Linked DNA regions of Mus musculus: region 2 is linked to region 1. A link is a loop called in an ENCODE intact Hi-C map of the cell type or tissue named here. Cell type or tissue: heart. All regions are shown on one strand. Each heading gives the region's core, and the rest is flanking DNA. Links, peaks and the distances in the headings are about the cores only.

Region 1 (11,180 bases), core at 957-8,956:
GCTTAGTCACCAAGTGCCCCTTCCCAAGGTCATTCCTGCATCCTAGCACAACTCTAATTAATAACATCTTCAAGCAGAGGGGAGGGGACTGGGGCTCCAGCCCCTTTATGGATCTTCTGAGCTAATATGGCTGGGCGGCCTGGTGGCGAGGGTCAGGGCTAGGGTGGAAGGTGTAGCAGTAAGAAATCTCCTACCGCCCTGTGTGAAAACTATCTGGAAACGAAGTTCATCTTCAAAGGCAACTGGCCAGAGCCCATCTCCTATACCACAGAGTCCATAGTGACACACAGCTACTAGGCACGGCCCTTCCCTCAGTGTTGCAGCACTTGAAGACTCCGTGGAGAATGCAAAAGACACTTTCAAATATTGTCTGTCAGGGAAGAAGAAAAAAACAGGTATAAGTAGACCATAGATGAAGAGAGCTTTTTTTTCATTTATTTATTTATTTTTGATTGTGTGGTGGAAGAGTGAAAATGGGTCAGAAGGGAAGGAGGGAGGGAGAGAAGGAGGCCTTCACATGCTGGGATGATCTGTGCCTTGGGAAGGAGGGCAGCCAAATGGGTTAGTGTGTGGTCAGTCGCGGTGTTTTATCCAAAAGACTTTGGTTCTGGCCTCCTATTTTATTCTCAAAGGGCAGTCTGGGAACCCTGCACGGATAGAAAGGGAAACCACGTCACGTCACGTCACGTCACGCAAGCAAGCAAAACCAAAACCAAAACCAAAATTATATGTCTGTTAAGCAAAGCCAAGCCAAGCCAAGCCTGCTACATTCATTCTACAAAGGCTGATAGCCTGCCACCTTGGTCTACGGAGTGAAAACAAGTAGAAGGAGAAAAAAATTAAATATTACTTTGTTAGAACTTTTCTATATTTTAAGAAGCATTACACGGCTTGACATCCAAACTCTCTGGTTCACTAGTGCATCTTCCTGGCATCTCTCAGACAATGCTTCCCAATGCAATGCCTACCTCCTCCATGATTGTTCCCCACTGTGGTGTGTGCATGCATGCGTGCATTCCACAGCACAACCATAAAGACAGACGAGACAGCTAGGGTTATGAAAAACAGAAGGCAGGAGGAATTGGCTGACCTCCTTATCTACATTGTTCCAATGTGCCAGAGGCTGTTCACCTTGGAGACCTGCTGCGGATATGGGTGAAGAGAGCTTTTGTAGACACCAAATCCACACAGAAACTTGTCAATGTATAGGCTCACAGAATCCTGGAGGGCTTTCAGGAAGAGGTGGGCTTTGGGCAGGCTTGAAACATCTGCCTCTTACCTATCATCTCAGCAATCAGTAGGCTGAGGCAGGGGAATGGCAAGTTTGAGACCAGTCTGGGTTATATAGGTGGTCCTGGGCTGTATAAGAAAGGTAGCTAGCTGGTGGCTGGAGAGATGGTTCAGCGGTTCAGACTGCTCTTCCAGAGGTCCTGAGTTCAATTCCCAGCAACCACATGATGGCTCACAGCCATCTGTAATGAGATCTGATGCCCTTTTCTGGTGTGTCTGAAGAAAGCTATAGTGTACTCATATTCATAAATAAATCTTAAAAAAAGAAAGAAAGAAAGAGAGAGAGACAGGAAGAAAGAAACAAAGAAAGGAAGGAAGGAAGGAAGGCAGGCAGGCAGGCAGACAGGAAAGGTAGCTGAAGAAACCAAGGGCGGCAAGCCACATTGCTGCAAGGCTGCTGTGTCAGTCCCTGCACTGAGCTTCTGCCCTGGTTTCTAGATGATGAACTGAGCCTGTGGGACAAATGGCCTCTTTTGTTCCCGAGTTGCCTTCAGTCATGGTATTTATGACAGCAACAGAAAGCAAACCAGGCCTCAGCCTAGTTCTCACGTTGGGCCAGGCTCTACCCAGACATTGGATGGGATTCAGCAGAAAGCCAACACATTCTTGCCGCAGAGGGAATCTTTGTACACTATGAATAAGGGAAAATTTCCATTCACTCCATAATTCATACTGGAGAGGCAGACTCCCAATGAATGCAGGGAGGGAGGACGCTCCTTGGATGGAGGCGAACAGCCATCGAGAGGAGACAAATCACAGGACGGATACAGCACCTGAATAGGCTCGAACCCACGTCAGAGCTCATCACCCTGGAGAAAACGCACATCCTCCTCGTGTGGAAGTGGAGTTCCGAGGGGGCCCCACTGCACCCAGCGTCAGATGAGCCGTTGGGAGCTAAAGCCTTTGAATGGAATGAATCGGGGGTGGCAATGGCTCAGGGGACAAATCAAGTCTTATTCATCAGCTGAAGGTTCCGGCTGGGATGAGGGTGGATGCTCGCTCGTCATCGGTGACGTGACGAGGCTCCGGGGGCGCTCCTATCTCACAAGACGGATACCAAAGAAGTCCCCACCCCCACCCCCAGGACAGTAGTGGAGGGGAGACAGACTTAGAGGGTCATCTTGATGGCTCCCATGCTCGGAGCAGCAGCAAAGACAAGACACAGAGAGCCAGGTGTGCCTACAATCCCAGCACTTGGGAGACTGAGGCAGAAGGGTCATGGGTGAGTGGGGCTGCTTTGGTGGCTTGGTGTGTAAAGGCACTTGCTACCACAAATGACCTCCTACAAGATGACCTCTGACCTCCACACCTATTGTGCCCTACCCCCACACAAATAGCTGTAATAAAAAAGTAGTACAGGTAAATAAATAAACTAATTACTATAAAAAAGAGTTTGGGCCAAGCCTGGGCTACTTAGAACCCCGGCCTCAAAACTGGGAATGTAGTTGAGTTGGTAGAGCGTTTTGTCTACCACTCTACAAACCCTCATAGAACCCATGCTAGCTTCAAAGTAGCCATGCACTTTCTGGAAGGTTCTTCCCTGCCTTTCAGCAGAGAACACCTTTCCAGAAGTCTCTGTGGCTTTCATGGTGTCAGGTGATGTCATTCTCCCCTGAGCTCCCGGCGGCCCAGCACTTCCACTTTCAAAACTAAACAAACCGACTGGCCTGCCTACTAGAAGGGGAGCCCCAGGAGAGCCTGGGTCAGGCTTGCCTGTTCACTGCCCCAGTGCCACAGCGCCTGGCTCCCCCATGAGGCTCCCTGGGTCCTGGGTTCTATCCATAGCACCACATAAACCTGGCACAGCGATGCATCCCTGTGACCTCAGCATCTGGAAGACTGGGACTTCAAGGTCACCTGGGACTTTATAGTAAACAAAGACAGCCAGGGCGAGAAGCAGGCAGGGAGGGTGGAAACAGAAAGGCTAGGTTTAAGGGACACTAGTGTCTTTGGGACAGAGAGCTCCAGATGACACACAGTCCTGCACAGGTGACCCTTGGGGTCCACTAAGAGTCTCCAACCCTGTACATAAGAGAAGAATCTAGGCCTGTGCTTCCCAAAACATCCTTCTCCTGCTGGGCTACATGTCTCCTTCATAGCCTCTCTCTCCTCTTTATTACACAGTAAAATCTCCATCCTTTCGGTGGTTTTTTGAGACAGGGTTTCTCCATGTAGCCCTGGTTGTCCTTGAACTCAGAGATCTGCATGCCTCTGCCTCCCATGTGCTGGGGTGAAAGGTGTGTGCCACCGCCACCGGGCTCTGGGTTCTTTCTTTAGTTCCTTGCCTTGGTCTTGTGAGGGCTCCTGATGCCTCATCCCCAGGAACTCTGCTTGCCTGCGATCAGCAGGAAGGCCTGGCCGCTGTGTGTTCCAGAAGCCGCTGCAGTGGATGGGTTACTTGTAAATATCGTCAGAGCAACCTCTGCTATCTGGTGCTGGGATACAAGACAAAGAAGAAGGAAGGGCCAAGTACAAGTGGCCAGGTGGTCTTGGAGTTCTAGGGGGGTCCCTGTGTTCAAAGGTGTCCAAAAAGGGTTTAGAAGAAAGAACTGCAGAAGTTGGGCCTGGTGGCTGGCAATGTCAGGCTGTGCTTGGTTTCCCTGGAAGCTCAGCTACGGACTCTCTACACATCAGAAATAAAATGGGGTGTGGTGATGCAGGCCCGTCATTCCAGCATTATGGAAGCTGAGGCAGGAGGATCTTAGTTCCAGGCCGGCCTAAGCTGTACAGTCAAATGTGGTGGCTCAAGACTATAATCCTAGCATTTAGGACTGTATTGGGAAGAGGAGCAGGGTTCAAAGCCACAACCAGCTATGTCGTGAGTTTGAGGCTAGCATGGGTTATGTGAGGCCCTATTTAAAAAACACAACAAAAAGCAGACACAACATAGCCTGTGAGAGGCAGAGCCCAAACTGGAAGTTCCTGAAGTTGCATCTACCTTAGACTAAACCACATGGTCTTTCAATCGCCACAAGGGACAAAGGGCAGAACTGGTAACACCACTACTCGGGATGTGTTTCTAGAGACTCTGGGGACATCGGAAAGCCATGTGAATGGGAAGGTCAAGGCTGAAATGGTCACGCACCCACTTAGCACACCTCTCCCGAGCCTCACGGAGCCTCACGAGGGAGCCAGGCGCCGTGGCACTGGGGCAGTGAACAGGCAAGCCTGACCCAGGCTCTCCTGGGGCTCCCCTTCTAGTAGGCAGGCCACCAGTTTGTTGAGTGTTTTGAAACTGCAAGCGCTGGGTCCTGGGAGCTCGGGGGGAGAATGATCTGACACTATGAAAGCCACGGAGACTTCTGGAAAGGTGTTCTCTGCTGAAAGGCAGGGAAGAGCCTTCCAGAAAGTGCGTGGAGCAGCCCATGTTGACACAGAGGAAGCAGGTATGGCTATCTCACTGTATGAGCCCTCATGCCCACTCCCAAGGTGGTTTCTTATTGGTACAGAGAGCAGGCTGAGTGGGGAGTGGCTCAGGGTGACCTGGATAAAACACTCACTGGTTTCTTTCTGTCCCCTGGAGGGGGCAGGAAAAGCTGGTGAGGTTTAAAGCAGGCTTTGTGAGGGACATTCATGGACAAATATCGCCCTCTTGTGGCTGAGAGCAGTATTGCCTAGACGAGCAAGACTGGGCCTGCTGATAGTCTTTTCTAGTAACCCCATGCCAGGGTTTAGTGGCCTGAGAATCCTCTAGGGTGATCAACGGGGAAAATACATAAATAAACACATACATGCATGTTCATCTAGTCAGCAGGTGTTCCACAGGTATTCAAATGTCCACCCATGGTTCTTGTAAAATAGCAACAGTAAAAAGTTTTCTCACACTAATATTTTAGCTTTTGTTCATAACAGGGGAAATGTAATACAAGAGTAAAAAAGAAGAAAAACGGACCGGCGAGATGGCTCAGTGAGCAAAGGCACTTGCTGAGAAAAGTCTGACAACCTGAATTTGATACCAGGACCCACAGTAGAAAGAGTCAACTCCCAAAAGCAAGCATGTGCTAAGCCTGCAGACACACACACACATACAGAAACACACAGACACACACACTCACAGAGACACACACACACACACACACATACATACAGAGACACACACACACAGACACACACAGAGAGACACACAGACACACACACATATATACAGAGACACACAGACACACACACAGAGACACACACACACATACAGAGACACACAGACACACACATAGACACATAGACACACAGACACAGACACACACAGACACACACAGACACACACACATACAGAGACACACAGACACAGACACAGAGACACACACACACATACAGAGACACACAAACACACACACACAGACACACACATATATACAGAGACACACAGACACACACACACACACACACACAGACACACACCCACAGAGACACACAGACATATACAGTCAGACACACATATCCCCCTCCCAAACACACAAAGACACACAGACAGACAGACACACACACACCCCTCCCAAACACACAAAGATAAGAAGCAATAGAGCAGTGGCCCAAGGGGGTACCTAGGAAGGAGCTAGGCTGCTGTAATGTGAGCCGGTTGATGCTGGCAACGAACCACTATTCAGGTGGCTTCCAGCTTCCTTCCACACCAGGCTGGCCACAAATCTACTCGGGGGCTGGGAATCCAGACTGACGGTTGCCCACTGGTCCTCTCTGGTTAGTTCCTTGGGTCCCTTCAGCTCACACACCTGCTGAGAGGAGGGGCTGCCTTTCCTACAAAGTTACAGGGATGATTATGTAAACTATAAACAGTGTGCTGTTGCAGCCAGGTGGTGGTGGCACAGCCTTTAATCCCAGTACTTGGAAGGTAGAGGCAGGAGCTCTGTGAGTTCCAGAACAGGCGGGGCTACAGAGAAACCCTGTCCCCACCAAAAAAAAAAAAAAGTGCTGTTGCAGAAATGTGTGTGTGCAAGAGAGAGGAGAGGGAGAGAGCGGGGAGAATGAATATAAAACACATAAATAAACAAGGGCTACATCGAAACAAGCTTGTCCAAGCTTAGCTGTACACTGAGACTCAAGTCTAAATTGTGAAGTGAGTCAGAGTCTCATCACGCCTTTGGGAACTGGGAGCCAAGGCCAGGTTTCCATGCCCAACCCTTGCTAGCCCCTATCAGCATATCAGCTTGGTCATTCAGAGGGCGTCTTCTTGGATCAGAGGGCTTGGGTCAATCTTCCATCAGGGTGGACCAGCAGTGGCACAGGGCCAGGTACAGTACAAGGGACAGGGACTTCTGATGCTTGCAGTCCTGTCATCTGAGGTCTCTGGTCTGCCATTATGCCTGGCTTCCATCAATCAATCTCTCTCTCTCTCTCTTCCCCCCTCCTTCTTCTCCTCGTCCTTTTCCTCCTCTTCCTTCTCTTTTTTTCTTTGAGACAGGGTCACCCTATGCCACTCTGGCTGGCCTAGAACTCACTATGAAGATCAGGCTGGCCTTGAACTCACAGAGATCTACCTTCCTCTGTCTCCCAAGTGCTGGGACTGCAGGAACACAGCACCATACCCGGCTCTTAAGCATCCAGCACGGCGATGGTCTTTTATATAAAGTCTCTCTCTGAAAGCTCCCTGCGGATAGGCGCAGCTTCAAGTCAACCCTCTGATGAGCCTGCAAACTGTGAATGGGGGGTTCCAGGGGCTGACCACAAACATGGGGTTTCCACGTGCAGAGCACCCCGTGGGTTACTCCCAAGTGTGGTTTCCTGCTGGGTCAGACAGCATTAGGGGAGAAGGACTTCCCACAATCTGTGGACTTACTGTGTGAATCTGAGACGTCCTCACATTCTGAATGATCAGTCCCTGGCTTGTGCTGCTGTTTTTAGATTTATTTTTCTGTGCTAGGACACATGAGTGCCGGTGTTTGAGAAAGCCAGAAGAGGGCATCAGAGTGGCCGTGAGCTGCCCATGGTGGGTGCTAGGAATCAACTTCAGGTTCTCAGCAAGAGCAGGAGCTCTCACTGCCTACCCATATCTCCAGCACCTTACGGGGCTACATTGAAGGCTGTGGAGTTTTCAGTTGGAGGGGCCTGGTCTGTGCTAAGTTACTCTGGGCAGGCCTTCGAGGATTCCCCTCACGTCTGGTCCCAGTCTATTCTGTCTCTTCCTTCTCTACCACTATGTGAGAAGTCTTTGCCACGTACTCCTGTTGCTGTGAGCTCTGTAATGCCCTCCCTGGTATGACGGACCGAACGAACCCTTCAAGCCAGCGGTTCTCAACCTTGCTAATGCTGTGACCTTTAACTCCTGGTGTGCTGACTCACCCCGAACCATAAAGTTACTGTCATTGCTACTTCATAACTGTAATTTTGCTACTGTTATGAATCGTAACTTAAATATCTGTGTTTTTTGATGATCTGAGGTGACCCCTATGAAAGGGTCATTTGACCCAAGGGTTCACGACCCACAGGTTGAGAACTGCTGCTCTAAACCACAAACCTAAAGAAACCCTTCCTTTCTTTAGCTGCTTCCTGTCAGACAGTACATTCTAAATCTCTCTCTTTCTATGTATGTGTGTGTGTGCGCGCCATTGTGTGTGCAGGTGACCTCAAAGGCGGGAAAAAGGGTGTCAGATCCTTTGGAGATGGAGTTATTATTATAGGTGGTTGTAAACTACCCAGTGTGGGCGCTGGAACTCAAACTTGGGTCCTCTGCAAGAGTAGCAAGTTCTCTTAACCACTGAGCCATCCTACCAGCCCTGTAGGATTCTGGCTGCGGGGATGAAGGAAGTAAGTGGCTCGGCGCTTTCTCTCCCAGGCATTGGAGGGGCAGTACCCCTGAGAGGCAGAGCCAGCTTTGGCAGCCAAGCTGTCCAACAGAACCCCTCCCTCAGACCCTCTAATGCCTTAGGCACACTGTCATACGATGGGTCTTCTGACTGGAACAAGGAACTCACCTGGACTGTAAGCTGGGTCCCTCTCATGTCCTTCAGAGTTCTTCCCTCTTCTTTCCTGCTTGGATCCTGAGGCCAACGGAAGGGGAATGAACACACTGCGATGTTCTTCGGCAGGGGTGCGCGAGGCTTCCTCAGAGGGCTGCTTCAGGTCCCTTCACAGGATTAACTTTCAGACAGCTGCCAAGGCGAACTCTTAAAAACATAGAGGATTCAAATGTTACCTCAACAAAGAGGTCCATGAGCCCGCCTTTCCCCCCTGGACCCAGAGTACCTGTTGCATACAGTACAACAATGAGGTCAAAGTTGTATCATCTTAAGGGATCAGGGTTTTTGTTGGTTCATTTGTTTATTTGTTTATTTATTTACTTTTTTATTTTTAAAGATTTATTTATTTTATGCATGTAAGTATAAGTATACTTCCGCTGTCTTCAGACACCAGAAGAGGGCATCAGATCCCATTACAGATGGTTGTGAGCCACCATATAGTTGCTGGGAATTGAACTCAGGACCTCTGTAAGAGCAGTCAACGGTCTTAACCGCTGAGCCATCTCTCCAGCCCCCGTATGTATGTATGTATGTATGTATGTATGTATGTATGTATTTTATTTTGGTTTTTCGAGACAGGATTTCTCTGTGTAGCCCTGGCTGTCTTGGAACTCACTCTGTAGACCAGGCTGGCCTCGAACTCAGAAATCTGCCTGCCTCTGCCTCCCAAGTGCTGGGATTAAAGGTGTGCGCCACCATGCCCGGCGTATGTATTTATTTATTTAAGACAAGACCTCCTGTAGCCCAGGCTGGCCTTTAACTCTCTACAGCTAAGGATGATGCTTTTTTTTTTTTCCTTTTTAAAAATAGTGTTTCTCTGGGTAGCCCTGGCTGTCCTGAAACTTACCTGAAACTTGTAGACCAGGCTGGCCTCAAACTCAAGAGATCTGCCTGCCTCTGTCTCCCAAGTGCACCACCACGTCCAGCACCAAGGGTGATCTTGAGCCCCCACTCCTTGCACTCGGACTGCAGGTGTGTGCCACCTCACTCCGCTTACATGCATCACAGGAGGAACCCAGGGACTCACGCTGGATCAGCGCTCTACCGATTGAGCCATAGCCCCAGCCCTTAGATATTTAGTGATCCATCCGTCCTATGCCACAGCCACAGCAAAAGATGATGGACACCTTTCTTGTTTTGTTTGTTTGAAACTAGGCATCACTGTGTAGCCTTGGCTGGCCTGGACCACTCTAGGTAGACCAGGCTGACCTTGAACTCCCAGAGATCTGCCTGCCTCTGCCTCTGAGAGCTAAGATTAAAGGCACAGTCGACCATACCTTTTTAGAAACAGACTACTTTTCTAAATTATTGATTTGTGTGCATTTGTGCCTGGGTGTCTGTATAGAGGCAGGGTCTGGGGTTCATGATGTCTCAGCTAGGTTGAGAGCTGACAAGTCCCAGCAATCCCCCTGTCTCTGATCCCTTCCATGGGGCTAGGGTAGGTGCTGGGCTCTGAACTCTGGTCCTTATGACTGAATGATAAGAACTGTTAACCTCTGAGTTGTCTTTCCAGGAACTTTTTTTTTTTCCAACTCCTGATCTTCCTGGCTTATCGCCCAAGTTACAGGACAACCCTGGGGCAGCACCACACCTGGCTGAGGGTTAAAGCAGGTTGTAAACCAAGTCTTAGTGAGATTACAACTTATCTTCATTTTCTTTTCTAGGTTCATTTGGTTTCTTTTAAACCCATGGGAGAGCTCCCCCGCTAGGGTTTCACACTCCTGGTGGGGGCAGGTTGGGGGGGGGTACGGGATGAGGAAGGAGGAGAGGTCTGAGGTGAGGGAGGTGTGAGGGGTTTGGGTGGAAGAACTTGAGCTCTGCTAGCGGCTGAGTGGAAGGTGTGGCTGGCACGCGCTGGGGAGGCTGCCTGATGGGGTGTTGGTGAGTGATCCCCAAGGGCAGAGTCCTGGTAGGCTGTCAGGGAACAGCAGCTATGTGAGACAGGGTGGAGCACTGCTCAAGGCCTAGGAGGACTCTGGCAGAGGCTGTGGCTGCCGTGTGGAGAGGTCTGGGTCAGCTGCAGGACAATCAAGGGCAAGCAAGGGGGGTGGGTATGGTAAGCTGGGCTTGACACTGCTGCTGGGCAAAGAGCAAATACAGATCATACATAGGAACGAGCCGAGTGTGTGGCTCACGCTCGTGACCCCACGCCTCAGGAGCTGAGGCTAGATAATTACTAGTTTCGGGTCAACCTAGTCTACACAGCAAAGCCCTGTTTCCAAAACAAAACAAACCCTAAAAACAACAAAACAAAACAAAACCAACAAAAAAACAAAAAGAAAAAAAAAACCCAAATCACATATAAACTATAATAAAAAAGAACTTCTGTACGTTAAGCACTCTGTAATCTAGAAAGTTCTTTTAACTTACTACTTATTTAATATATTATCTAGGCACAAGATCAAACCCAAGGCTTTGTGTGTACTAGGCAGGGGCTCTACCACTGAGCCACACCCCAGCCCCTCACTAGGGGATTCTAGGCAGGGGCTCTACCACTGAGCCACGCCCCCAGCCCCTCACTGGGGGGTTCTAGGCAGGTGCTCTACCACTGACCCACACCCCAATCCTTGTGTGTTATTTTATCTGATATTCATACATAGAGAAACAGAGGCTCAGAGAAGTTCCAGAACTTGCCCCAGCGTGTCCTGCTATGCACAGGGAGCCAGAGCCCGATTCTAGCTAGTGACTGTGCATCACTGGGCTGGGCAGGTAGACAGTGGTTCTGGTCAATGACACTAAAGTCATTGAGAAGCTGGAGATTTCTCACACCCAGTGACGAGTACACGTGCTGCTCAGCACTGAACAAGAGTCCTGGCTGCGTTATGTGCTGAACCACAGGCTGGTCCCGAGAGGGTTCGGCTCTGGTGGCTCTCATCTAGCTTTGTCTCTGACAGAGTTTCACTATATAGGTCAAACTGACCT
Region 2 (11,180 bases), core at 2,098-10,097, 180 kb before region 1:
TGTGGAGGCTGCTGAGGAGGCTACCAGGGAGAGGTTGACCAAAATAGAGCGCCAGGAGCAGGTGGCCAAGGCGGCGGCTGCCTTTGCCCGTCGAGTGCTCAGCTTGGGTCTAGAGGCCGAGATCCTTTCGCTGGAGGGAGCAATCACACAGCGCCTGCGCCAGCTTCAGGATGCTCCCTGGACGTCTGGGCCCACCCGCTGTGTGCTGCCCCAGCTAGAGCTCCATCCCGGGCTCGAGGACAAGAACTGCCACCTGCTCCGACTCATCTTTGAGGAGCCTAAACAATCCCCGAAGGACAGCGGGAAGGGTGGGGCTGGTACCCAAGGAGGGGATGAAGCTCAAGGCCAAGGGGACGATAGAACCAAGATAGGGAAGCAGGGTGGAGCCCAGCCCCTGACTCCCAAAGAAGGCAAAGACCAGAACCCCCAAGAAGATGATGGGGTCTTCATCGAAAGGGGTAACAGGCCTAACAAGAAGAAGAAGTGCAAAGGCAGAGGCAAGTCTGTTTCTCGGGAGCCCAGCCCCATCCTGAGGCCAAACCTAGAAGGTTCCGGCCTCCTCCCTCGGCCTGTGTTTTCCTGGAGTTTCCCCACGAGGATGCCCGGGGACAAGCGCTCCCCTCGCATCACTGGACTCTGTCCCTACGGCCCCCAGGAAATCTTGGTGGCAGATGAGCAGAACAGGGTCTTGAAACGCTTCTCCCTCAATGGGGACTACAAAGGCACAGTGCAGGTCCCCGAGGGCTGTTCCCCGTGCAGCGTGGCTGCCCTGCAGAATGCAGTGGCTTTCTCTGCCAATGCAAAACTCTATCTTGTCAGTCCTGACGGAGAAATTCAGTGGCGCAGGTCCCTGAGCCTCACCCAGTCCAGCCACGCCGTGGCCGCAATGCCATGTGGAGACCGAGTAGCTGTCAGTGTGGCAGGCCATGTGGAGGTATACAAGAAAGATGGCAGCCTGGCTACCCGCTTTATCCCTGGAGGCAAGGCTAGCCGGGGCCAGCGGGCACTGGTGTTCCTAACCACCAGCCCCCAGGGCAATTTTGTAGGGTCAGATTGGCAGCAGAATAGCGTGGTTTTCTGTGATGGGTTAGGTCAGGTGATCTGGGAATACAAGGGCCCTGGGTTACATGGCTGCCAGCCAGGTTCTGTGTCTGTGGATAAGAAGGGCTACATATTTCTGACCCTTCGAGAGGTAAACAAGGTGGTGATACTGGATCCCAAGGGGTCACTTCTTGGTGACTTCCTAACAGCATACCATGGCCTGGAAAAGCCCCGGGTAACCACCATGGTAGACGGCAAGTACTTGGTGGTGTCACTTAGCAATGGGACCATCCATGTCTTTAGGGTCAGGTTTCCTGACAGCTAAAGCGGCTTTTGGCTGGGGTGGGGGGCAGGTGGGGAGGGAGGGAGGGAGGGAGGGAAGGAAAAAGGGAGGGAGGGAGGGAGGGAGGGAGGGAGGGAGGGAGGGCATAATAGAAGCAGAGCCACCTATAGGATGAGTTGGCCAAGGGCATTTTCCCAACTAGCAAAATGCTTGTTCCTTTTGTGATGTACAGGGATAGAAGCTACTAAGAGTAGTGTTGGCTGGCAATAGCTTTGAGCACACAGCAGATGCCAGCAGTCAACCAAACTGCTTGCTTTGGAACAATTCCTGCAGCTAAGGCTGCTGCTGTAGTTTTAGGTGTTTTGAGATTTAGAAGCCTGATTCTTGATTTGTATTCTTCAGAACCATTCCTGGGATGGGGTCAGGACTCCTCTGTAAAGCACTTGCCTAGAACTCACCAATGAGAGACTCAGTAGTAGAGTGCCTGCTAGGTTCTACCAGTGAGGAGTCTGGGCATGGCTCACTGTAGAGGGCTTGTCTAGAATGCACCAATGAGGGTGGGGGCGTGGCTCAGTGGTAGAGCCCCTGCCTAGAATCCCCCAATGAGGGGCTGGGGGCGTGGCTCAGTGGTAGAGCCCCTGCCTAGAATCCCCCAATGAGGGGCTGGGGGCGTGGCTCAGTGGTAGAGCCCCTGCCTAGAATCCCCCAGGGAGGGGTTGGGGGCGTGGCTTGGTCTTAGAAGACTTGGCTAGCCTGCTGAAAGTCCTGAAGTCAATTCCCAGGCATATCTTCCTTCCTAAAAAACAAAAGAAAACAAAACAAAACCTTGGAGCAGGTGAAAGAGAATCCTAAGGGAGATAACATAAGTCATCCTCCAAGCAAAGGAAGACCAAGTATACGTCAAGATATGTTAGGCATGCTGGAAAGAAGGTGAGAACTGGCCATTCTCAAGGGGAACATGGGGTCAGAGGAGGCCAGAGATCTCAGAACAACAATAGCATTGCCAATCCATCGGAGTAGAAACTCCCTCAATGAAGTATGGGGTCAGAGGTCAGGGGTCAGAGAGTGCAGGCACAAGCAGAAGTGGAGGTATGAGATCAAATCCAGATGCAGCATCACACACACTCACACACACCTGTTATCCCAGCACTTGGGAAGCTGAGGCAGGAGGATTATATGTTTGAGCCCAGCCTGGGCTATACGCAGAGACTGTTAAAAAAAAAAAAAAAAGCTGGACTCTCTCCCAACTCTCAGGCACCAGCTTCTGTCCCACAGAGACTCCATCTTTGGCCGCATGTTCAAGTGGTTCAGCAAAGATGCCCAACGTTAAGAGGGAGTCGAACTCTTCCAGATGGTGGTTGAAAGGTGTCAGCATCCACACTCGTGGGTCCTGTCCAGAGGGCAGGGTTGCCTCGGCAGTGACCGTCCTTGAGTGTTTCACCAAGTGCATGGACTACACGCCATCCTCCCTTCGGTACCCACAAACCAGACATCTCTCGAGTTTTCAGAAGGCATCGAAGCCCTCAGAAGCCATGATGATAAGATCCACGTGGTGCTGATTAAGGCTTGCCAGCCAGAGACACAGCAGATGATGGGGGAGGGATGCTTATAGTTGTTGGTGAAGCCCACGGACACCCACCCCCAAGGTGATCAAAGTCTGCATCAACTGGTTCTAGTCGGACCAGAAGTTCTTGAAGATGGGAGCAGAACCTTTTCAGAGACACTAGTCTTCACGAAGCTCAGTGAGCTGAGGAGTAGCCAGGCTGGCCGGGGTCCCCTCACAAAGAAGATGTCCAGTGTCTGCAGGAGACAGGGTCAGAAGTGTTGGTGAACAGGGTATGTCAGCGTATGGCAAAGGAATATCCTGCTGACTTCCTGGGCCTGCAGGAAATGCAGGGATTCTTGGGTCTCTAGGATATCAGCGAGACTCGGGCGTTTAAGTCCGAGATGCCAGACGGACATTGTGAATGAAGTGTTGGCCAATGGCATCACCTGGCTGATGATAAGAGTGGGTCTGAAGGACTCCCTGACATCCTTGCAGGCTACGAAGGCTGGAGATCTCGATGGCACTGTTTGGGCGTGACTGCGATGAGGGGCGTGGACGACGTTGAGTGGGTGCTTGGCAGGGGCAAGATCACAAGGTCGTCACACACTCCAGCCCCTTCCCCACCATCAACAGGAAGATCACAGGTGCGGACACCAAGAAAGAAATGGCAATTCAGCCTGCCTAACATGCCGCTGGCCCGTAACCGCTTCATTCAGGTAAAGCTGGAGGACCGCGAGCTGCCCACTGACCTGCCCCCACTCCTCACCCCACCTTCTCAGCAGAGACACACATGATCCACCCCCCACCCTGAGCCGCTGGCTCTTCCCTCCCACCATCGCTGCACCTGCCCAGGTGGGCGGGGCCTGGGGCGGAGATTAGGGAGGTCCAACGTCTCCATGATTTCAAGGTCCATAAAGATTAGCCATGTTCCCTTAGCTCTAAAATAAGAGAAACACCATGTATCTTTTAAGGCCATTATGGGCCCAACGGAAAGGCATTAGTGATGCTTGGATGAATGGTGGGATTTAATACGCAAAAAATGGATATCTGTAATATATAATCTTAGAGGCAAATCACAAAACCACTAAACAGATAGTTAGCCAATCTGAAGTTAAATAGGATTTAACTTTTAAATAGGATGTGACATTTAAACAGATTATGAAATCTCTATAAGACTTTTCTTATGCTTTCTGTTTCCTGGAATCTTGTTTATTTATGCTTTTTGTTAGCTATCTTGGCAAAATCCCTTTTCAGAAATGTTAGCCTTTATGTGAATGAAGTGATGTGATTTCATCTGTGACAGGAGGGGTCTGGGGAGGCGCTGAAGCCCAAAGGCCAGCATGGGAGAATCTGGGAAGTCAGCAGTGATGGATGGGGGACCTAAGGCGGGAGGAGGCATAAAACTCTGGAGATACGCTTGGAGGTGAGTCGCAGTCACCTCAGTGTTTTTAATCTGTGGCAGCGTCTTTGGATGAAGACGGTAGGGGTGGCTTTGGAGGGTGTGTTTAGCCAGGGGGCTATGGAGAAATGAGGCTGAAGAGACATTTAAGGTAGGGATTATTATGACACAGTGTGTGTGTGAGACACAGGGGCCTTTGGAATAAAGTCCAGATGGAAGTTTAAGGATAGAGAAGGGACATCTTTTTCTGGACAGAATTCCCTGTTTGTAGAAACCAATGTAGGGAATCACCAATGTCCAGATTTGATTACATATAAAATTTAAAAGCTAGATATGGAGGTGCAAGCCTGGTATAATCCCCAGGACTCAGTTGGTGAGAGCAGAATTGTGAGTTCAAGGCCAGCCTAGGCTCCATAGTGAGCCCCTTCAAGTGGGGCTCTGGCTCTCAGTTGGTAGAGTGCTTGCCTGGCATAACCGACCCCTGGGTTCGATCCCCAGCACTGAATAAAAACAGGTATAGCACATACCTACAGTCCTGGCAGTCAGTCGGAATGGGAGACTCACAAGTCCATGGTTATCCTTGGCTAACCTAGCAAATTCCAAACCAGCCAAGGCTACGTGAGACCTTGGCTAAAACAAAACCAACAAAACTGCTCTTAAAAAAGCAAATGAACAACAACAACAAAAATGAATGAATAAATAAATAAATAAATAAATAAATAAGCTAACATAAAAATATATACACAGCAAAGCATAAGGGAAGACATGAGGGCCAGTAAGATTACAAACAACAGAGAATTTTGATTTGATGAGGAAAAGCTGAAATACCAGTTAAAAAAAAGGACACCTATCTGGACAAAGAAGAAAATAGTTTAGATACCCAGGGGAAGTATCTATGAGCAAGGACTTATAAAATGAAAAAGAATTCATCAAATAAAACCACTGGCATACGCCAAAGATAAAAGTTACAGATGTGTTCTGAAGAAACATGTAGATTCCTGGCACTATGAAATAATGCCTCCCAGAGAGTCATTTAGCAATATTTGCCACAGGAGGATTTTTTTATTTATTTATTTTTTTTTTGGGATGATTGTAAAACTATGTTAATCTCAGCCTGCCTAGAATTCCCCAGTGAGTGGCTCACTGGTAGAGTGCTTACTTGATATTTGTTCCGTCTCTAGCACTGGGGCGGGGGCAGGGGGCGAGGATGTCATCCCCCTTTGGGGAATGCATTCTGGGAAGATAATTCAGTAGCAGAAAAACATTTGCAGAGAGACCTTTACAGCTGCTTCATTAACTGGAAACCCCTCCGTGGTGAGGCAGCGGCTGAATAGATTGTGGTTTGATAGAATGAACGTCTGTGGATCACAACTATGAAAAGTATTTGGAAGAAAAGTATGTGATGTAGTCATAAGAGAGAGCACAGGGCTGGGGAGACAGCTCAGTGGCTAAGAACGCTTGCTATCCAGTCTCGAGGACCTGAGTTCAAATCCCCAACACCCATATAAAAAGCCAGGTGTGGCCACGTGTACCAGAGCTATAAGGGTAGGGGGCAGAGTCTGAGATCTGTTTACTGCCAGGCTTACAGGTTCATCGAGAGACCCTGACTCCAAGTAATAGGAGAGTAACAGCATGGACCCTTGGTGTCCTGTGGACCTTGTGCAGGTGCGCACACGTGCACTCATGCATGCACGCACAAGGAAAGACTGACCGGGCAGATTCTGATTGCGTAATGTGAGCCACTGGTGGGACTGTGTCCAAATAGTTGCCAGGCAGACAATGGATTCCCAATCTGTAAATAGTCAATGATTTGTTTCGGAGGTTACATCTTTTTGAGTTATTTTGGGCTGGTACTCACATCTGTACATTTCCATTTCAGTTAGTATTATATGCTTGAAGACTTCTATAAATAATATTTAAGAATAACTAACTAGTTGGCCAGATGTGATAGTGCACACTGGTAACTCTAGCACATAGAGTGAGGCAGGAGGATTGCTATTTTGGGACCGGGTGGTCTCCACAGATGATGGGATGGCTATGAAGTTCTGAGCATTCTCGAAAGTCTTGAATCTCCTGACCAATCCAGACCAAGTAGTAGGGATAAAGAACCAAATGGGATCAGAGCAGTTGTATAAAGGGGCAGACAGTGTGTGTGTGTTGTCATTCTCTGTCTGCACAGGCAAGTGCTCATTAAACGTCTGTGAAGTGACTTAATGTGTAGAGAGGGCTCTGACACTCAGTATGCCACAACCTTAAGCCAGCCAAACTGCAGAAATCTTGACTTGTGGGAAGTCTCCAGCAGGGGGCACTATTGTGCCTCTCAAGATAGACTTCAAAAGCAGAGAGAGAGAGATGATTGAGGTGTCCGCCTTCCTTTTGGGAAAGGAGGCGTAAGAGACAAGACTGTAGGGGCTTCTTGCCGGTATTTTGTGTAGCAGCAAAGATGCAGAGGTTCTCGGGAACCTGTATTGGGAGTGCACGTGTGGTGTGTGTGTGTGTTTGTGTGTGTGTGTGTGTGTGTGTGTGTGGTATTTCAGTGAGAGATCTTCAGAAATGAAGCCAGGCATGGTAGTGTAGGCTGCAGTCCCAGCAAAGTTGGGAGACTGAGGCAGGACGATAGCAGATTCAAGTCTTCCCTCAACAACTTAGGAAGACAATATTTTTTAAAAAAATAAAAAGAGGGTTTGAGCTGGTCGGGCACAGAGGGCTTGCTTAGGTTTCCCCAGTGAGGGGCTGGAGTATGACTCAGCGGTAGAGGTTTTGCCAACAGAAAGAGGGAGGAATCTCCTGATTCTGAAAGCGAATCCCCCAAATGCTAAAGAGACAGAGAACCAAGCGCTTCTTGGGGACCCTTGCAAGATGAAGGGAGATGCTAAACTCATAGCTTATATGCTCAATATTTGTATTACTTTCCAGAAGTTACACAAACAAGTCACTCAGCAAAACATACAAGTGACCACAGAAGCACAGGGAACCAATGGCCCCATGGCTAAGAGCCAGGGACATTCTCACAGCCAGCTGGGAATCAGCTGCTCTGACCGAGGACCAATTACCCTGACATTTCAGGAAAGTTTGTTGTTGTTGTTGTTGTTGTTGTTGTTTTAAAACCATGGCAAGAGTGGCCATATTTATCTTTGGATAGTTTATAGAAAATAGGATTTGGGGGAGGTGGGGCAAGCGTATGCTCTTTCACTGGTAAATCTATTATTTAATGCTATCATTTCCTTAATCCCTATGGGCACAATTCTGAATGTACATATGGCCAGGAGAAGTTTGATTTTTTTTTTTAATGTGCTAAAGGAAATGGGTAATATTGGCGAGCTGAGCTAGATGGAATTTGATTGACGGGTGGCAGGGGCCAAGGTGCCTGGCCATCTCTCTTTGGCAGGGAAGTTGAAGGTGGAAGCAGTCCTCTAAGTGGGAATTGAAGAGAGGAGGTGCAGACCTGAGAAGTAGGGAGAAAACTCCCTTACCTTAGCTGGTGGCAAACTGCCAGAGAAAGCAGTTGGAAGTGAGCGCGCTCTCTTCCCAGTGGAAGATGCTAGATCTTCAGGAACTTGGGATCCACCTGGGATTGGTGGAGCAGAGACGTCAGTGGCATCAGATATTCCTCTCCTCACATATTGGGCGAAGTATCTTGGTGACCAAGTAGAAGAGGGTGGGCATATACAGGGAAGAAGACCAGAAGAAGGTGGAACTTTGGGAAGACAACACAAGGTGTCTCCAGAGGACGTTGTAGCCAGTTATCTTAGGGACCAGGAGAGAGTGGGTTGAGGAGAGATCCTGAGGGTCAGCCCTGCCCACTTCTCAGTTGTCATGGGACCAAGTGCCTATGCTGTGAAGCCTTATAGTTCTATACATTGTACCTCCTGTTTCTAATAAAGTTCTCTGGAACCATTTCTGAATCAATTACTCTTGTGTACCTAGCCTTGTTTGCTTTCATGGTGCCGAGAAAGAAGACCGAGACCCAAAGCAGTCTGGGAAAGAGGGTTTATTTCAGCTTTCAGCTTGTAGGAACGCGGAGGCAGGAACCTGATGTCAAGAGCTGATGCAGAGGCCATGGAAGGATGCTGCCCCGCCCTGGCTTGCTCAGAGGCCAGAAGTCAGATGCCAATGGTTGTGAGCTGCCATGTGAGTGCTAGCAATTGAAACCAACTCCTCTGGAAAAGTAGCCAGTGTTCTTAACCACTAAGCCATCCTCTCTAGGCCCCTGGATTGCTCTTTTATGCAATGCAACTGGGGCCCATCTGCTGATCACCCTTAATGGGCTGGGCCCTGCTACATCAACTGTCAATCAAGAAAATGTCCCACAGGCTCCCTTCTGGCCAGTCTAATGGAGGCAGTTCCTCACTGACATTCCTCCTCCTGGATGACTCTAGTTTGTGTCAGGTTGACAGGAAAGCTAGCCAGCACAGTGGCTGTGACTGAAAGTACCTCACAGGGACTAGGGAGATGGCTCAGAGAGTAAAGCATTTGCCAAATGAAGCACGAGGGCCTGAATTCAGATCCCCAGCCTCCACAGAACAACCGGCTCGCTGATGCATGCCTATGATCCCCCGTGCTGGAGAGGCAGACATGGACAGATCCCTGGAGTTCATGGGTTAGCTCGTCTAGCTGAATCAGCGAGCTTCGAGTTAAGTGAGAGACCCTCTCTCAGATGTGTAGTGACAAGATAGCTGTCACCAAGCCAGATGGCCCGAGTTTGATCCCTGGAATCCACCTGGGTAGAAAGATGGGCTGATTCCTGCAAGCTCTCCTCTGGCTTTCACATGCCCACCATGGCATGTGTGCTCCTGCCCCAAGTACAAACCCAAAATAACATGAATAAAGTGTGTGAGTGTGTGTGTGTATGTGTGTCTGTTTGTGTGTGTGTGGGTCTCTGTGTGTGTTGTGTGAGAGAGGGAGAAGACACCCAGCATTGACTTCTGACTTACATTCCGCACACATAGACATAGCTACACAAAGACACACAGTAACCCTGCAGAAACAAGAGAGAAGGGACGCATCTCAGCTCACAGTTTCAAAGGGTCTCAGTCCGCCATGGCATTAGGAGTGTGTGATAAAGACTCCTTATATCACAGGGAACCAGGAAGTAGTGCAGACTGAAGCCGGGGGACAGATGTAACTTTCCAAAGCTCACCCCCTTGGTGACACACTTCACCACCATGCCCCACCTCTTAAAGTCTCCATCCCCCACCCCACCCCAGCCCCCAGAAGACTACTGCAAGCCAGGGGCAGTTGCTTGGTGGTGGAGAGATGGCTCAGCAGTTGAAAGCATGCACTATTCTAGCAGAGGACCTTAGTCCAGTTTCCAGTATCTCCCTTCACATGAGCCTCCCTTAACTCAAGCTCCAGGGGAGCTGACACCCTCTTTTGGCTTCTGTGGGTACTGCAGGCAGGTGTACATACCCATACTCATAGCTGAAAGTAAATAGAATCTCAAAACATGAGCCTGTGAGAGACATTTCACATTCAAACCGAGACAGATGAGCTCCGGGGCATGGAGAATGTTCAACACCAGTACCTAGGAAGCAGAGATTACCATGGCTGCCTGGTGGTCACTCCCTGGATGGGCACACAGATTCCTTGAAGACACTGTAGAGGAAGAGTGACCACAGCACAGTGATCCTGTGACCCAGACTCCTCTCAGCTCTGCTGTTCTGCAGGGCAAATGGAGCCCTCCAGAGCAACGCTCTGCTTCTGATGTGAGCCTTCCTGAGAGCCATGCACTGAGCCAGCAAGAAGGCACAGCAGGAAAGTTGTGTGCTGCCAAGCCAGAAACCCCACAAGGTGGAGGGAGAGAAGCGACTCCCTCGGGTTGTCCTCTGACCTCCACACATCTGCAGTGGCATACAAACAGGCACACATGCACGCACACACAACCAAGAATGGCTTTGTTTGTTTGTTTGTTTGTTTTTAAGAGACACACGGTAGTGTGCCCTTACAATCCCAGCCCTGGAGATGTGGCTGGTCAGCCTGGTGAGTCCTACTTGTGAGTCCTAGGCCAATGAGGCCAATTCTCAAACATACGAAGTAAATGGAGCCTGAGGCCCGACAGCCATGGCTGTCCGCTGGTTTCCGCTACCTCACGCTGGCTCACACGTGCACAGATACGCCCACACACAAGACAGGAAGATAGAAGGAACAAAGGAGGATGGAGGCCTTGAAGAAGTCTAACACGCAGATGCAGGAAGATAATTCTGAGACAGTTCCCACTCTGGGCTGCCCCTCCCCTCCACTGCCTTGTTCTTCCAGCCAGGACCCCCAGCAAGGAGAAAGAATGACAGCCTGGGAGGGAATGCTGTGAATGGCCTGGCTCAGGGACAGCCTCACTGCTGCAGTGACAGCCTACAGAAGAATTCTGCAATTCATTCTCCGATGACTAAGCGTAGACCTGGGCGCTTGGGCGAGCCCGGGGGAACGTGACTCAGCAGCAAGCTGAGGGGGCCTGGCGGCGACAGGAGACTGCCTCAGTCCATGTGAGCCAAGATTACAGAGAGGACAACTAGTTCCCAGCTTCAAACCCCAAGGCGGAACGCCTGCCTCTGTGGTCAGACCCACGAGGGGCTCGTGCTCCAAGCCATGTGGCTGCGAGCCTCCTCCCTCCAAACCCACTTATCCTGCTGTGCACCAGGGAAGCCACGGCTACACCAGTGTTGGGGGTCACCCCTGCTGCCCACAGCTCTGGCTGAAAAGCCTTGTTGCAGGGAGAGTCTGGGTCCCAGAGAGAGTAGAAGAGACATAGAGAGAGAGGGGGATGAAGGGACTCATCCCAGGCTAGACGCGTGATCGGAGCTTCCTGCCTGCCTTGAGCGGCTGGAGAGGGGAGCTTCCAGGCTTCACCTTTCTAAGGGGCCAACTCCGAAAACATCTTTGCGGATTCAGAAATGACAGTGTCTTATTTTCTCTTC

The links. Hi-C counts contacts between places; a loop is a spot of excess contacts. Peaks named below come from ENCODE experiments on the same cell type or tissue, not always from the same donor. Only the 100,000 strongest peaks of a DNase experiment are listed, where the experiment ranks them.
Region 2: it touches region 1 in a loop (3-fold over the local background); 25 of 42 quality-filtered maps call a loop at or near these places.

The regions. Positions count from the first base shown.
Region 1 is chr5:136,922,929-136,934,108 of GRCm38, reverse strand. 4933404O12Rik (RIKEN cDNA 4933404O12 gene) reads right to left here. Exons shown (of 4, transcript NR_015555.1): 3 at 8,214-8,405; 4 at 1-370. Among named protein-coding and RNA genes, the nearest start is that of 4933404O12Rik, 9.4 kb to the right of the region's middle. In heart, for the core only: a CTCF peak has its summit at 4,894 (motif pointing left); a DNase peak (open chromatin) is centred at 4,868; H3K27ac peaks cover 700 bases.
Region 2 is chr5:137,102,642-137,113,821 of GRCm38, reverse strand. It overlaps Trim56 (tripartite motif-containing 56), which reads left to right. Exons shown (of 3, transcript NM_201373.4): 3 at 1-2,536. The coding sequence ends at 1,366. Among named protein-coding and RNA genes, the nearest start is that of Trim56, 8.0 kb to the left of the region's middle. In heart, for the core only: CTCF peaks have their summits at 6,567 (motif pointing right) and 9,663 (motif pointing left); DNase peaks (open chromatin) are centred at 2,801, 3,538, 6,551 and 7,261; H3K4me3 peaks cover 321 bases; H3K27ac peaks cover 675 bases.